Linked DNA regions of Mus musculus: all the other regions are linked to region 1. The links are chromatin loops, found by intact Hi-C in ENCODE. Cell type or tissue: left cerebral cortex. All regions are shown on one strand. Links, peaks and the distances in the headings refer to the core of each region. The heading gives the core; the rest is flanking DNA.

Region 1 (5,893 bases), core at 438-5,437:
GAGTTGGGAAGTTTTCTTCAATAATCTTGTTGAAGATGTTTGCTGGTCCTTTGAGTTGAAAATCTTCATTCTCATCCACTCCTATTATCCGTAGGTTCGGTCTTCTCATTGTGTCCTGGATTTCCTGGATGTTTTGAGTTAGGATCTTTTTGCATTTTCCATTTTCTTTGATTGTTGTGCCGATGTTCTCTATGGAATCTTCTGCACCTGAGATTCTCTCTTCCATCTCTTGTATTCCGTTGCTGATGCTCGCATCTATGGTTCCAGATTTCTTTCCTAGTGTTTCTATCTCCAGGGTTGCCTCACTTTGGGTTTTATTTATTGTGTCTACTTCCCTTTTTAGGTCTTGGATGGTTTTATTCAATTCCATCACCTGTTTGGTTGTGTTTTCCTGCAATTCTTTAAGGAATTTTTGTGTTTCCTCTTTAATGTCTTCTACCTGTTTGGTTATGTTTTCCTGCAATTCTTTAAGGGATTTTTGTGTTTCCTCTTTAATGTCTTCTACTTGTTTAGCAGTGTTCTCCTGTATTTCTTTAAGTGAGTTATTAAAGTCCTTCTTTATGTCCTCTACCATCATCATGAGATATGCTTTTAAATCCAGGTCTACCTTTTCAGTTGTGTTAGGGTGCCCCGGACTGGGCAAAGTGGGCGTTCTGGGTTCTGATGATGGTGAGTGGTCCTGGTTTCTGTTAGTAGGATTCTTACATTTACCTTTTGCCATCTGGCAATCTCTGGACTTAGTTGTTATAGTTGTCTTTGTTTAGAGATTGTTCCTCTGGTGATTTTGTTACCCTCTATTAGCAGACGTGGGAGACTAGCTCTCTCCTCTGAGTTTCAGTGGTCAGAGCAGTCTCTGCAGGCAAGCTCTCCTCTTTCAGGGAAGGTGAACAGTTATCTGGTGTTTGGACCTCCTCCTGGCTGAGGATGAAGGCCCAAGACAGGATCTTTCCCAGAAGCTGTGTTGCTTTGGCCTGTCACAGAAGCCTTTGTTTAAGTAGTCCTCACTCTCACCTGTGTAGACTACTTTCCGTGGAGTCCTGGAACCAAGGTGGCCCCCGAGGAATGTGAGGCAGAAGCCTCTCGGGCTGGGCGGACACCTGTGCTCTGACCAGGAAGATGGCCGGTTGTCTGGAGCCGAAAATGGCGCGGCCTCAGAGGCTCTGTGGCTCTCGCCCGTTCCAGAAGCTGCTGGCCTCTGTGTTCCACACTCTCACCCACAGACCGCCCGCCACGGAGTCCCGGAACCAAGGTGGCCCCCGTGGAAAGTGAGGCAGAAGCCTCTAGGGCAGGGCACACCCCTGTGCTCTCACCAGGAAGGTGGCCGGTTGTCTGGAGCCGGAAATGGCGCGGCCTCAGATGCTATGTGGCTCTCGCCTTTCCCAGGAGCTGCTGGCCTCTGTGTTCCACACTCCCACCTGCAGGCTCAAAAATTTCTTACATTAGTATGCTACATATAATTTCTACCATCCTCTGAATCCCGACTCTAATCACCCGTATGTAAAGCATCATAGGTCACGTGCGACCAGTGCCGAGCCCAGTGAACTCTGTCTGCTACTGGAAATATACACTGATCAGATCAGCAGATTAGACCAAGGATTACAGACACTTCTCTCCTGAACATGACACGTAAGAAATGCAACTTTAAAAAGTTTACCAGATGCTTATGTGTGATAACAATTATCAGTCGCTCTTGGGAACCAGGATAGGCTTGTTGCCTCCCAAACAGAAAATCCTTGGCTTGCATATTTGTAGGATTGCTGCATCACAAGCTCCTGCCAGGCACACCCTGGCTAGCATGCTACAACTAGGGAGATATTATTTAGTAAAATAGCATTGAGTGAAAAACATAAGTCAAATGTACTACATTGCCAAAACAGCAAAGTTACATTGATGTGTAAATTCAACAGAATTGAGGTATGATAATTCCCCACTCTCTAGTCATTATATAAAGGCTGAAAAGGTCATTGGGAATGTCTACACGTTCACAATGATAACACAAATACTTAATTTTTCCTCTTCCAGTATTATTTTTGCTCAATTGATGGCCTTTCTGTGTTAATATTTTTTATTTGGTTTTACTTGTTTTGTTTATTTCATTTATTCATTTATGACTGCTCTGCTTCATGTATACCTGCATGCTGGGAGAGGATGTCAGATCTCTTTATAGATGGCCATGAACTACCATGTGAGTGCAGGGAATTGAACTCAAGGACTTCTGGAAGAGCAGCCAGTGCTCTGAACTACTGAGCTATCTCTCCAGTTCCCCGATCTGTGTTCTTTCTCTTGTCTATCTTCTTCCTTTGGCATTCAAATATTGCAAACATTCAGTGTTCATTGTTATCACTTTTCTCTATATGGGGTATTCGTGGGTAAGGTTCCTACTCCTTTAAATACAGAGAGCAGCTGCCACTCCTGAGGTAGTGGGCTGTGTCCAAACAAGCAGAGGGCAAAGCAGGAAAAGATGAGACAACCTTCCTTTGTTCTTAGCGGGATTCTCTCCTGCCTGAAAACATTCCAGTTACGGCTCTTCCAGGGACAACACTTAGCAAAATAGGTATCTAGTGGTACCAATAAAAACAAGATCAGCATTTTTGAGTATCCGATATATGTCGGGACAAGAAAACTCAAGTAAGTAAAAAATTTCAAACCTCTATTTCAACCTTGGATGAAAATTTTTGAAGAAAGAAGCAGCAGCCACCTACTACTGTGCCGTGTAGATAAAGCACAGCATTATATTTCCAGAACAGCCTACTTAAGAACCACCCCCATACGCACATCCCACACCCATCTCAGCAAGAACAGTTGGTTCTTCAAAGCTCAGAAACGACCTGAGGCTCCCTTCCCCCTGAAAAGACCAGAACCTACCTTCAGATGTTGAGCTAGTTGTACTGATCAAACTAGGTTAACTGGTCATAAAGGATGCTGGATGAAATTACTTTTGTATTGAGCAAACTGGGCTAACTGTTAACATAGAATGCTGGATTAAATTGCCCCCGTATCACTGAAATTGCCTACATTAACATAAAGTTAGTAAGACATAGGGATTTAAAGGAAAACACATATACATTCCCCAATCGAATTCATGTCTTTCTTCATATGTATACCTAACAGACTTACTCTGATAGCCTCATCCCTCCTTTAACCCCATCAACTCCCAACTCCAAACAAGTTGGTTCCTTTCTGTCACCTAATATACAATGGTTCTTTCCAAACATGGCCACAGTTCTGACTCCAGCTGGTTTTGTGAGCCAATGTTGATAACAACAATCACAAAAGAACTTAAGTGAAAAAAAAAAAACCCTTTCAAATTAGACCCTGGTCATAACCAAGGGGTTAGGAGATTGAACGTGTTCAGCTGGGAAAAAAAAAAAGTGTTCAAATTGAAGTCAGAGTCAGGAAAAATAAAGCAAAGGGGTTGCAGTTTCCAAGGAAACATACAAGTAGAAAAGAGAAAACCAGACATCTGTCCCTCCATCACTTACATCAGTGTGGAAAAAGGGCCTCGGGTTCGTAAGGTGGACAGGAAGGTGAAAGGAAGCATGCTACTCCTTACAGCCCAGCCAAGCAGGCTGTCAGTAGGCAATGGGGAGGAAGCTTCACTAAGTTCACTCAACAGGCTGTATGCTTTCGTATGTGCAGGCATGTACATAATTTGGTGATATGCATCACAACTTGGAAAACAGACATGTGACTATCAAATATAAAGTTCTTATTTATAGAAACACCTAACAGTGCCAAAAACATCAGTCACCCTCCTTTATCAACAAATTCTATGCAGTCATTCAAATATTATATTTTTATGAGAGAGCAGGTAAATTCTAAAATATATCACTTTAGAGAACTTTAAAAACTTTCAGTGTTTAGGAACTGGAGAGAAAAAAAAAACGCTGGAATGCTTTTTTAAAGGAATTTTTGGACGGTAATACAAAGACAGTTTCTTGAGGCCAAAGAATATATGATGAAATAAACTGACCAGAATCTAGAGACTAGTAGTCAGGGAACCCTTCATAAGTCATTGGTTCATGTGTTCATATTCTAATATTCTAATTTAGAACCTACGCTCTGTTCGTTCATAATACATCATTCATACTGGACAAAAATTAATGTTTAGTTTCCATGTGCTCATTTTGTCCTTAATTCCCACTTGTAATTCCCTAATAAAACCAAGGCTAGAATGTGAAAGTTTGCTTTTAATTAACTGAAACATCTCCATATTGATTTCTATAGTGGCTGTACTGGTAATGCTAACAGTGAGTATATTTTCCTCTCTTCTACACTTTGGAATGTTTTTTTCTTAATTGACTTTTTTCTTTTTTCTTTTTTTTCTTTTCTTTTCTTTTTTTCTTTTAGTAATGGCTATTTGTTGTTCTATTTGTTTCTTGTTTTGTTTTGGTTTTTTGGGTTTTTTGTTTTTTGTTTTTGTTTTTGTTTTTGCTTTTTTTTTTTTTTTGTTTTTTTGGTTGGTTGGTTGGTTTGGATTGGATTTGTATTTTTTTTAAATATATGTCTTTTTTTAGTACTGGCTATTTGCTGTTCTATTTGTTCTTTTTGCTTTGTTTTGCTTTTTTTTTGCTTTTTGTTTTTTGTTTTTGCTTTTGCTTTTTGGTGTTGTTTTTTTGTTTGTTTGATTGGTTGGTTTGGCTTGGATTTTATTTTCCAAATAAAATAAAATAAAATAAAAATAATCTTCAAAGACATCTTTCTTTAGATTAGGTACATTTTCTTCTATACTTTTGTTAAAAATATTTATTGTGGTTTTGACCTTGGTTTTTTCTCCTTTATCCATACCTATGAATTAAAGGTGTGGTCTTTTCATCTTGACCCAGATTTCCAGTATGATTTGTGCCTGTATATTAAATTATTTGTGTGTTTGTTTATTTATTTGTCTATAGATTTAATACGTTCTTCAACTGAGCAATCACTGTTCTGCCATCTTATCTTCAAGACCTGAAAGTCTCTCCCTCATGTCTTTTTATCTGCTGGTAAAGCTTACCTTTGATTTTGTTATTTTGTTTTCCCGAGCTTTTCATTTTGAGTTTTATTTCAGTTTGGCTTTTATTTGCTAACTGTATTTCTTTATTAAACTTTACTTTCACATACTGAATTGTTTCATTTCTTTCACTCAACTACTTATTTGTTTTTATGTGTGTGTGTGCTTGCTTGTTTGGTTGTTTTTACAGTCTTCCTTTAGGTATTTATTCTTATTTTCTTAAAGATCTTTGGACACACTCATAAATACTATTAGTTATAATTGTTCTCCAGTAAATATTTTTTCTATTCATAATTGCTATTGCTTAGTCTTTGTCTTGTAGTTCGGCTACTTTTATGAATTGCGTTAGAGTTGCTGTCTTCTAAAGCAGACACAATGTCTTTGTTGTTCATATTTGTGATTTTGCACTAGTGTCTATGCATCTGGAGGTCTGGAGTTATGATATTTGTGAAGTTTCAATACATGCCTTTGTTGGATGGGTGTGGTCCCATGTCTGCTTTTCTCCCTCTGGGTAGCCAGACCCATTGCACACAGGACTTAGTTGGAGGGAGGGAAACTAGGCTGAGTTAGGTGGGTGCAGGCAAGATCATGGTCATCAGTGATTGTGTGGGTAAAGAGCACACACCCACCCAGGATACAGCTTCAGAGAACTGGTTCAGTTTATTGGGAGGAGGGACAAACCTTTGAGGGGTGAGTAGATAGTATACATCATTGCACAGGGCCAGGATTCTGGCGATCACTCATTTGAACAAAGATGCATTCCAGGTGCTGCTGGACATGACCTTTAAGGGGAAAGGAAGTTTAACCTGGCTACTAGCTTTGTGATCTCCTCTGGTAAGGCAAGGTTGGGGGGTACAGGACTTTGTGCACCAGGATATACAGGCTCCTGGGCAGGAGGGGAGC
Region 2 (5,893 bases), core at 349-5,348, 73 kb after region 1:
TTTACTGCTTTGCTTCCCATATCAACACAAACATGAATGCTAATCTCAAATATTGAAGGTCTAAGACACATGCTAGCAAATTTATACTTCCTTGAACTGAGTGTTAACTGATTCATGACAATAAAGTAAAAATCATTTGTTTTTAGAATACTTGCATGTGTTTTTGGTGTATTTGCATGTGTACAAAAGTATGTGAAGTACATTTATCTATATGGAAGTGAAAGCTTGAAGACAATGTTGGATGAATGTATTCCTAAAACCCTCTGTTTTTTCTTTTCTTTTCCGATGAAGTCCATCTCTGAAGCTGGAACTCGCCAACTCACTAGACTGCCAACAAGAAGTCAGGACACTTTTGTCTTTTCCAATAAAAGCATTTTTATCGATCATATTTTCCCACATTGGTACAATTACTCCTAACTTATTAGCCATTAAAAGTTTGTATAAGGACTGGTGAGATGGCTCAGCAGCTAAGAGCTCTGATTGCTCTTCCAAAGGTCCTGAGTTCAAATAAATCCCAGCAACCACATGGTGGCTCACAACCATCCGTAATGAAATCTGATGCTTTCTTCTGGAGTGTCGGAAGACAGCTACAGTGTACTTACATAAAATAAATAAATAAATAAATAAATAAATAAATAAATAAATTTGTATAATCAGGTCGGTGGTGGCACATGCCTTTAATCCCAGCACTTGAGAGGCAGAGGCAGGCAGATTTCCGAGTTCAAGGCCAGCCTGGTCTACAAAGTGAGTTCCAGGACAGCCAGGGCTATATAGAGAAACCCTGTCTCAAAAAACAAAAACAAACAAACAAACAAAAAGTTTGTATAAATGTATCTAATATGGTAAATACAGTTCCAAATGTGAGATTAAACTAAAAATATATTAGAAAAAAGATTGTTAGATTTCTAACTGTATTGGTAAATGCATATTTACTAATGTTACTTCTGATTCAGAAATTAATATACTATAGATATTGGCATTTACAAGGGTAATATGCTACTATTTTAAATAAAAATGTTACTTTTCATATTACCACTATTGACATAAATGTATTCATTGTTCATAATATCTTGAGAGACAAAGGTTGACTTTTGAAAAGTTCCCCCAGTAGTAACTGTGGATAGAAGAGCTCCACACCTGGATCTAGTTTAGCTTCCAACTCCATTTCACAGTCGTTAGACTTTACGCACTTTCACTTCATTTTCAGTTATCATATTTTCCTCTGCTATAAAATGAACAGAATAGTATTTACCATATTGAGTTATTGTGACAATTACTTGTGTCATTTTATAAAACGCAATGCAGATTCTGGAACAGAGAATGGAAATAAATGTCCAATAACGTAACAATAACCATCACCATCACCTCCACCTCCACCATCACCACCACCACCACGGCTATGTATCCTCAGTTGCTTTCAGTATAACTGATTAGTCGTAAAATTCTGTGTGCAAGTTTTCTAAGCACACATGTTGGTGAGACTGTCTATCACTGATGTATATCTTATCACTAAGACAATGCATTACACTTTAAAATATTTGGATTGTACCTTTCTGCTTGTCTTCATTTCTCATCCAATTTGAATACAAAGAGATATAAAATTGGACTCTATTATAAATATACAGAAAATTCTCTCAAAACCTAAGTTTAACTTTAAGTATTCGAGACCACTTAGTTCTTTTTTAAACAACTTAAAATTGAACTCCACTTTTTCTATCCTATATTAAAATAAATATTTAAAGAGTGCATCAAGATTTTTCTTCCTTCCACCCAGTCCTTACATGCTGTCTTCTCAGGCTATCACTTTTGGTAAAATGATGTAAGAAAATTTCGATATATAGCTGGCATAATTGTGCATAGTTGCTGTCAAGAATTCCTAGGCAGAGACTGTCATCTTTAAAGGTTGCTGTGACATTTCTAGAATATGCTTTTTCAAATATGAATGAAACATGTTGCCTTTTTGGTTGAGGGTGGGGAAGGTATGGAACCTGACATTTTCCACACTGCCAAAATTAGAAAACAGAGTATTGGAGTGCCAAGATTAATCAGTCACTCAACGAGTATTTATGCAATAGCTATTTAGATGCCCAATGTGTGACGAGAACTAACGTTATATCAGGTTTAAGTGTTTAACCAAATGGAAGGGAAAATTCAGTTTCTTTTATCCAAATTATATAGACCTGTCAGTATTTGGTAATGTTCACACATTGGGATCCCAAATGCTCCTACAACCTTAGGGATGCTCACAGTAATCACAAATGCAGACAAATTGTAATGATAAAATAATTAACTCTTTGAAAGCAAAAAAAAAAAAAAAGAAAGAAATGTAATCATGTATTTAGATGACAATTTCACACAGTGATTTGTAAAGCTAAAGCCCTATTCTGAAAAGAAAAAAAAATGTCAGTAGATATAATTACTAGATTTATCTAGCTTTTTATGTGCTAGAGCTTTAGTCATGTTAACCCAGTCTTTTAGAAATGAAATAAGAAAATTTCAATGTATCAGTAGTAAAAGGAAAGAAAATAAAGCTGAGCTATAGCAGTTATGCCGGCTGTACATGCTGAGAAGAAAACTCAACTCCAGTCTTTTTTATTATTAAAAAAAAAAAGAGGCAAAATTCATGCTAAGAATCTCAGGCCTGCTTCTAAATATTTCACAATGTGTAGGAGGTTTGTTCAGATAAATTTGGGGAAGAAGTTGCTCTGCTACCTTCCTGCAGAGTTGTAAATGTCACGTTCCAAACTCAGTATAATTCCACAGCTGGAAAAAAAAAATCACAAATAGTCTACCAGGTTTCCAATATGGCCTCAATCCTTTCCTGTTAAAATAGCTTAATAAAGAATGTCCATTTTGGTCTTATGCATATATGATCTAGATCAGAACCACTTACAACAAGAAGAAAAACTAGTATTGCAAAAAGGTTTTATTCATTTTTACTTTTTAGTTTCTTTCTTTTTTCTTTTTTCTTTTTTTCGAGACAGGGTTTCTCTGTATAGCCCTAGCTGTCCTGGAACTCACTCTGTAGACCAGGCTGGCCTCGAACTCAGAAATCTGCCTGCCTCTGCCTCCCGAGTGCTGTAATTAAAGGCATGAGTCACCATACCCTGAAAAGAAAAAAAAAAAAAAAAAACAAAACAAAAAACAAAACAAAAAAAAACCACCTAACTTGACCCTGACATGACCTAAACACACAACCTTCTTATATGGAGTCAGACATGCTACCAGTGCTCCATGAGGTCGCTGCTTTTTAGTTTCATTACTCATAGTTTTAAAAAAGTGACTTTCTCCCTCTTCTTTCTGTAGATAGATAGATATAGAGAGATGATAGATAGATAGATAGATAGATAGATGATAGATAGATAGATAGATAGATAGATAGATAGATAGATAGATAGATAGATAGAGATAGATAGATGTTAGATGGATGGATGGATAGATAGATAGATAGATAGATAGATAGATAGATAGATAGATAGATAGATAGATAGATAGAAGGATAGAAGGATAGATAGATAGATAGATAGATAGATAGATAGATAGATAGAAGATAGATAGATGATAAGATAGATGATAAGATAGATATTGACGTGAGAGAGAGAGAGTAATTGATTAGCTTTGCAACTGAATCTTATCTAAATGAGAATTCATTATTCTTTCAGTTTATTTCAGTATTTTTAAAAGTAATGTCTTGATGGTTCAGAGCATATTTTCTCATTGTTATCTATGTGGTCATCTCTGTGTCCCAATTTTGTTTTGAATTTATAAAATCAAGAGACTCTCTAAAGTAAATGACTAGCCTATAAATCTTTGAAGGTGTTCCTTAAATGTCAATATCTGAGTGGATTGTGGTGATGTTAGTAAGTGAAATTTGTACAGAGTAGTATATAAAATAGAATGTATAAAGTATTATGGTCTGAAGAAAATAACTACTAATTAATTGTGGAGGTTACTTCAAAGCTAAACCCTGTCCTATGGAAAGGGGGCTTTTGCTGAAGTCTGTAGATCTTGGCTTCATTTCACCCTCCCATTTCTTCCTGATCTTACCTCACACTTTCCCTAAGCAACTGTCCGACTATTCAGCCTTTTCAAGACTTTTGAGTAAGTTCCCAAATCAGTGACACAGGCTCCAAGCCACCAAAGCTGTCAGTGAAATGGTAACCATTTAGCAGTTATTTTAGTGGCGTTCCCACTGATGTGATCATTGCACAGAGTGTAAACGTTTCTGTAATATTATTTTATAGAAAGCAATTTAACTTGTGTAGAAAACAATTTAACTTGTGTGTGTCCTATAAAGTCATTGTACCTTATTTTGTTTCACAAAAAACAAGTCTCTATTATATATTATCCTTTCTCCCTTTTTAGCAGGTTTGAAGACTGAACTGAAGGCATTTCAAATGTTAGGCAAGGACTCTACCACTGGGCTACACTTTCAGTCATTTTCTACTTTTCATTTTACGATTTTTCCCCTTTTGAGACAAAGTTGCCAGAGTAACGTTCAACTTACTCTGTAGACTTTGCTCTTGTGATCTTCCTGCCTCAGTAGCTGGGCTTACAGATTTGTTGAATTGTACAGTCTTAAAGTAATATCCCAAATTGTTTCTAGTATATGAAGAATAGATTCACGAAGCTTTCTCCTGTCAGTGTGAGTGGTTCAGTGTCGGAAGAGACAGGAGTCCATGAAGCATTGCCATGTTATATGCATTCTTAATAACTTTCAAGTAAAATAATAACATAATTTTTCCATTCGTCTGACAAATGTCTATTGACCATCCATACAAATAAACAGTTCTATATCTTGGGAAAAGGTTATAAAATTCATTTTCTTGTAAACTTATATCCTGTTTGGATGAGAAAATAAATACCTATAGAAAAAAGTCACTAAAATGTAAAAGAAAATGTAGACATCTAATAAGAAATTACATTCAAGTTCAATCCTCCACCCTATAGCATTAGGAATTCTATAGGTTAAAAAAATGAGTAGGGGTCAATTAATTCTTACTTGAACCAAACTTAAACCAAGTAAGATAGAAGGAGAGGCCAGTATCAACACAGGATGGAGGGAAGCAATGGTTAGTAAATTGTAAAAGAATGTGAAGGGCTGTGGAGACTCATGCTGGATTGAGTGTTGTAATCTACTCTGATTAAAGTCTGGAACCATGACTGAGTTTAGAAAAACCACTTACATAGGAAACTGAGTGACAAACATTTTTCTGACTTTGATAACTGGGTAATTTGATAAAACGAAAGGCTAAAGTTAGGGAGATAATTAACTACTTCCAGCAATAGAGGAAGCAGCTGTTGCTTTGGAGAGGAGAACCAAGTACTGAGATGTAGAATTTTGTTTATTAGACCAAGTCAAATGATCAGAGCTGATATATTCAATACCATGCAAGACCACATTAGATAGGACACTTTCAAGTGGTATGATTTTTGAATATGTTTCTCGTTTTTGTATGTTTGTTTTTACTTGTTTTGAAAGAGATAAGGAGGAAAATAGAACAATTGGAGGAGTAGGATGTTGAAGATGATATAGCAAGATGTGGTGGAGAAGAAAAATGTAGAAAAGTTATATTGGATACATTTTTCCATTAAGAAAAAGAAAATCAAACGCTAGATCGTAAAGAATCACAAGGACAGGAAATGAACATCTCAGGGGAAGCACCACTGCCAAGTAGCAGGGAAGCAGATGGCAGGTGCATCAGGCCTGTATGTTCGGTGGAGAAGTGCATGACATTTTTTCTTGATGTGTTATGTATATGTTATTTTTATTAAAGAGCAGCCTTCTTTATAATTTCCAGAGAACTTCCAGCAGAATTTATGGGATCGCAAGCATTAAAATAGCAATAAAATTTGTCATCGTAATGAGGAAGAAAACATAGATGTAACTAAT
Region 3 (5,893 bases), core at 472-5,471, 170 kb after region 1:
TGCACTTCTCTGAGGGAATCCTGACTTCAGTCAGTGCATTCAGAACGATTTGGGTTGCAGGATGCAGACTACCTGGACAGTGTGTTAGGCTAATCACTGTGTTGTAAGATTGTGCCATACAGAAACATTATCCTCAGTCAAAACCCATTTAAGCATTTGTAAGACAATTTAACTTGAATGTAGTCAACACAGACATTCTTACCAGTGTTTCTAAAAAAAAAATTTCTAGTTGACTTTCAAATAAGAAAAGAGCAGCCTTGTTTCTGTATCTCTCTTTTCCCCTCTCTCTGTTTTTTACGTTTCTTACAGAATGGCAGAATGAGAGGGTGTTACAAAAATCATTGCATCCAAATACCTATTTTTCGTCATAATCAAAATAGAAATTACACAATTTTCTCATAATTATTTAGAGTTAGCTCAAGTGCCAACAGCTCAATGGGTCTCCTGGTCTGCTGTGTGGAAAACTACCTTACAAGTACTTGCTGTAAATTTGTATTCCTGCATTTAGTTTTTATCATGCAAGCCAAGGACATGGTTTTTAAGGTAAAGTTATTATAAAATAATAAAAAAGTAAACTAAAAACCAGAGGGAAAATGTTAATATAGCAAGAATATTACTTCTATAAAGAAATATTGAGCTCAGAGTGAACAAAATCTCAGCTCATAAAAAAATAAAAGTATTCACAATGAAAGAAATTTAAGCAAGCAGCCTAATTAAAAACCAAGAAAACCACTATGGTAGGCATTTCTTCAACAAATACAAACAAGTAAGCAGAAGAAAGCACACAAAATAAGTTTAAGCATTTAGGAAATATAAATTAAACCACAGAAGTGTCTCATTTTTCTGGCTTCATATTGGGCAAGGAGATAAGTCAGGTGGGAAAGTTTTTGCCAGTGGAGAAGCACAGTGCAGATTTCCTGAGAGACCTCATCTCAAAAGTGTGATAGATAGAAACAGAAGATGAAACCTGAAGACAAGCTTCACCCTGTACTTCCACAGGTACACCACTGCACACACATATGCACACAGATTAACATGTTAACAGTACAAGTAGGCACATATTCACAAAACACACACACACAGCTAAAAACTAAAATTAGTGCTCTCAAATTAGAAGTGAAAAAGAACAAAAAAACAAAAATAATCGTGCATGTTGGGGAGAGCATGGTAAAACTGAAACCCTTCTATGTATACACGGATGCTAGGAACACAGAGTATTGTAAACACAAGTAAAGAATGCAGTGAATGTAAGGAGAGCTGAATATAGAATTTCTACATACTGCAGTAATTCCACTTATTGCCATAGAAAACTGAAAGCACAGATGTGGAGACCTCACCATTCCCCTTACACAGATGACAATTCTGATGGGATGGTTGATCTGTAGGAGGATCAAAAGGTGACCAACGCTGTGCCATAGTGTGCTGCTTCCCAAATGCGCTGACTCATCATGTAAACCTCTTGTTCCACAGATCTTTGTTCCAAAGCAATTCTCAACAATACTCTAAGAACTTGCATTGTGTAACTCAAATACAACTACATTATATTTGACCACTTTAAGGAGTTGTGAAATTTCTGTTAATCCATTCTCAAAATTTAAATATACCTCTAGAAAAATGTGGACTTAGAAGGCTCCAGTAAAACTGTTGCCGTGAGTTCATGTCTATATGGGCATACACATTAAGTTTCAGCAGAGCAGTGTGGCACCTTGACGTAAACAAACAAACCTGTAAAGAATATGTGGGAAAATATTTCTGGCAGTTTAAATATTCCCATTTTAATGCAATAAATTTTCATTGGTAAAACATAACTGTTTCTACTCATAATTATGTTCTTTTTGTTAATAGTTTAAAAGCAAATCATTTGTATATTTTTAAAAACAGTTTATGAAACTGCTTACTTTGTGGTAACATGCAATGAGAGTAGATGCAGAAGAAGCTCTCAAGAGGAAGGCCAGCACCTTTATGATCTAATGTAATGAGACTTGTATCTGATGTCTTGGCTTAAAATTTAACCTAAATGGGAATAAGTGTGTGATTAGTGAATTCCTTAATTTAGAGGCTATATATTTTTCAAAATGGATAATGGAATTTATTATCAATAGAATTCAAATCAAAATGCTTGACAGAAGAAACCACCCCCACCCTTTACTGTGAATTTTGAATTCCTTAATTACATGAAAGTCAGTAGGAAGCTTTAACTGGCACACAGAAGGTAAAGTATTCACTGTTTAAATGCTTCAGTGAATCTTCATAGTCAGTCTGATGATGAGCACTGAAGACCATAGAGATAAAGGAATTAGTTTTAAGGAGTTGAGAGAAAAAAAATGAACTGCAGGATGTCAGAAATAATAGGAAGAGCTTCAATTAAACTAAGAAAAGATTGATTAACGCTAAAAGCCACAGGGGTCAAGAGTAAGAAAAAGACTCAGAGTAAGGAGTAACTGAGGAGTTATGTGACAAGAAAATAAATTAATTTAACTCAGAAGCCAGGAATGCATCATTATCCAGTTCTGAGTCAAGGTCAATCTAAGAACAATGAAATAACTCAGAAGAAATTCCAATTTGGCCTGAAGATCTACAATGAATAAAATGGTTTGAAGGGCAGAAGCAAGGAGAGAAGTGGAGGAGAATCTCTCAGCCTCTGTAACATGTCACACACAGCCCCCAATTCATCCTGCTCACTTCTAAATTTAATTCAGTGCAAAACAAAGTCCACATTGTCTTATTGCTCAAGTAAGTCTTTTGTAGAAGATCTGATTTATAGTGTTCTCCAACTTTTGTGGTATCAATGCTATGCCACACTCAACTTGAAACTACCCCAAGGCATCTGCTGGCATAGAAAAAAAATAATAGTCTCTTTATAAATAGGCATGAGCTGGCAGGAGCACAGCACTATTTTTATTATACAAAAGGAGGCACTAAATCCACAAAGGCATATTCAAATTTATGTAAAAATTTTCTGGCTCAAAAATCCATATCTGAACTGGGTGTGATGTTATATGCCTGAAATCTTAGCACCAGAGAAGCTGTCAGTAAGTTCAAGGCCAGCTGGGCTACTTAGCGAAACAGTCTATCAAAGAAGGGATGGAAAGGAAGAACATTTTTTTAAATTAAAGTTATAATCCATATCTTTAAAAAAAATCAGTCTTCAGAAACCAGACAACCACAGTAATAGCAAAATAATACCCTATGGGAAAGGTATGGGAAAGCCAAGATTATCTTGAATCTCATAACTTGATAAGAATTTAGAGTTAAATAAGAGAACTGAGAAACTGATAGGATAGAAGTAGACAAGTGGATTCAACCATTCCTTGGGTAGTAATTCTTTGGATAACAAAAAAGAAGAATAAAAAGAATGAGCTCTTTCTCTTAACAACCAAAGATAGAACTCCACCAAAATCTAAGCATCCTATTTCTGCCTCTATTACCAAAGAAATAAAGCCAGTACACTGAAGAGACTCTGGAACCCTCATATTAAAGGACTTATTACTTAGCAAAACCTAGACATCAGCAGTTGAAGATTTAATAAGAAAAGCAATCAGCACGTGCAATGTTATTAATTCACCTATGGAGAAAAAAAATCTTGGCATTTACAATTAAATGGGTGGAATCAAAGAATGCTATGCTAAATAAATTAAACCAGTCAAATAAAGACAAATATTAGATATTCTCTCTCGTCTGTGAAAAATTTAAAAGCTGATCTAAATGAAGAATAATGAGTGATAAAGGTTGTAGTTTTTAGGAATGTCCAATAAATATAGTTACCTGTGGTTACTACGAACTGTGTTTTATAAAAAGATGCACTGAAGCTTGTCTGTATGTACAGATAAAATGTATTATCCCGAATCAAAATACTATGTAAAAGCAAAAATGATGATATATGCAAACTATTCTGCTTCAATCTCTTCAAAGCTCCAGACAGGGATTTGAGACATAAAGCACAGAAATACCTCAGTGTAAAAAACCAGCGATATCCCAGGGCCATGCTCACGCTGTGAATATTTAATGAACAGAGAGAAAGGAAAAGAAGACAGTAGATACAGAGCTGAGAATCTTAGAAAAGGCTGGTAGAGTCCAATTTAACAAAATAAAGTTGACCTTGGAACAATATTATTTTGAACCCTAGAAACTCACTTAAATGTGTATTTATTTTCTTTTGGAGATGTATACCATTACAAAAAAAAAAAAAAAAAAAAGACAAAAAGGAAAAACCATGTAGCCTACAAAAGACAAGAAAAAAACAAAACAAAAAACCCCAAAAAACTAGGTACTTGTCACAGCCTACTTATTTGTGAAATGTGGTGAGATTGCAGTTTATTCTACCATTTTTCTACACTAATGGTTACATACATTATAAAAAAGTTATATTTCTGGGATGGAGAAATGGCTGAGTTTTAAAGAGTGAATACTGGTTTTGCAGAGGATCTGAGTATGGTTCCTAGCACCCATGCCAGGTGCCTTACAACCACCTACAATTTCAACTCTTGGGGAATCTGAGCTGGAACCATTCTGTGGCCTCAGTGGGCATCTCTGTGGCCTCAGTGGGCATCTCTGTGGCCTCAGTGGGTATCTGTGCTGATGTGCACACAATCCCATAGAAGCATAAACACTAACACAGGCTTAAAATAAGTATAATTTTAAAAAAATTTAAATTTGTCAAAACATTGATATGCAAATACAAACCCCACATAGGGTCATTTGTAACAGAGAACCTAAAAGAATATAAAGGCAGGCATAGTACTGCATAGTTATTGCAAAGAGTAACTGCAGTTCCAGGGGCATTGCTGACATCACCATGGAGCTATGGTCTGTGCTACAGTTGTGTGCTCCTGTTGTACTCATGATTTCAAGCCTGAGACACTAATGAGTCTTTATACAGCTCAAGTCATTCCTCATGTAAGTTGTATGACGGGATAAACATGATTTCTCTTGCTTCTTGTATAGAGTTTACTATACATAAATTTTATTAGTTGCACCAAACTATCAGTGAAATTTGCCACTAACAGCAAGCTAAATTGGGGGAGATTCAAAGCATATAGCCAAAGATCTGAAGTGCAGACTGGTGCATTTAATTCCCAAATTATACAAGTTAATTTATTATACTTATACAATTTATAATTTATGCAATTATACTACCATCATTAATATTTGTGACAAAAAAAGAAAAATCTAAAGCAAAATTGTTTCATTGCTCCTGCTCAGTAGAAATAGCAGAATTTCATTTAAGGCTTAGAATAACATGAACCAAAAAAAAAAAAAAACCTGCATTTGCAGGAAACTGTAGAGACTGACAGAAGACAAGGATTCTACAAATCACTCAAAGAATAAGGAAGAAAGACTTGTAACCATACTGAGACAGAATGCAGAATGTTGCCTCCAGGAAAAGAATGAGAAGAGTAGTAGACAAAATTAAGTGAACAATAATGAATAGATTAACTCCATTTCCTGAGAACAATCCAAATATATATTTAGGATACACACCTAAGTCAAATGAACAAGTAGTGAATATTGTAACTTATACCAAAACCTTCATAAATACTCTAACACTTTCAGAAACACTAGAGAAGTTACCTGATACACACACCCGCGCGCGCACACACACACACACACACACACACACCTGAAACTGATAGAGCAAGGAAGATGAGAGAAAGCAAAATTGATGGAAAGAATGTTGAAAGAAAGAGATCCTTAAAAGTGAACAATAACAAACCAAATAGTAGGGAAAGGAGAGCAGTGAGGGGACCCTCCAGTCACACTTCCTTCTTCCAGACAAGGCATGCTTGTCTGGCAGACCTAGTATTCAGTTTTGTGCCACGCTTGAGGCAAGTAACACACAAATGAAATCCAAGGATGTAAAAAAGGATGCAAAAATTAAATAGTAATAGTATCC

What was found. A loop is a pair of places that touch in the nucleus more often than their neighbours do. Peaks named below come from ENCODE experiments on the same cell type or tissue, not always from the same donor. Only the 100,000 strongest peaks of a DNase experiment are listed, where the experiment ranks them.
Region 2: it touches region 1 in a loop (2.8-fold over the local background); 2 of 42 quality-filtered maps call a loop at or near these places.
Region 3: a loop joins it to region 1, with 4 times the contacts of the local background. A loop is called at or near these places in 2 of 42 quality-filtered maps.

What each region holds. Positions count from the first base shown.
Region 1 is chr15:19,091,144-19,097,036 of GRCm38, reverse strand. No RefSeq gene overlaps it. Among named protein-coding and RNA genes, the nearest start is that of Gm35496, 91 kb to the left of the region's middle. In left cerebral cortex, for the core only: no CTCF peak of the experiment used is centred there; DNase peaks (open chromatin) are centred at 2,454, 2,777 and 3,458; H3K27ac peaks cover 2,587 bases.
Region 2 is chr15:19,017,847-19,023,739 of GRCm38, reverse strand. No RefSeq gene overlaps it. Among named protein-coding and RNA genes, the nearest start is that of Gm35496, 160 kb to the left of the region's middle. In left cerebral cortex, for the core only: no CTCF peak of the experiment used is centred there; DNase peaks (open chromatin) are centred at 1,968 and 2,739; H3K27ac peaks cover 960 bases.
Region 3 is chr15:18,922,692-18,928,584 of GRCm38, reverse strand. The region is part of intron 2 of Cdh10 (cadherin 10); the gene reads right to left. Among named protein-coding and RNA genes, the nearest start is that of C030047K22Rik, 110 kb to the right of the region's middle. In left cerebral cortex, for the core only: no CTCF peak of the experiment used is centred there; a DNase peak (open chromatin) is centred at 2,833; H3K27ac peaks cover 3,635 bases.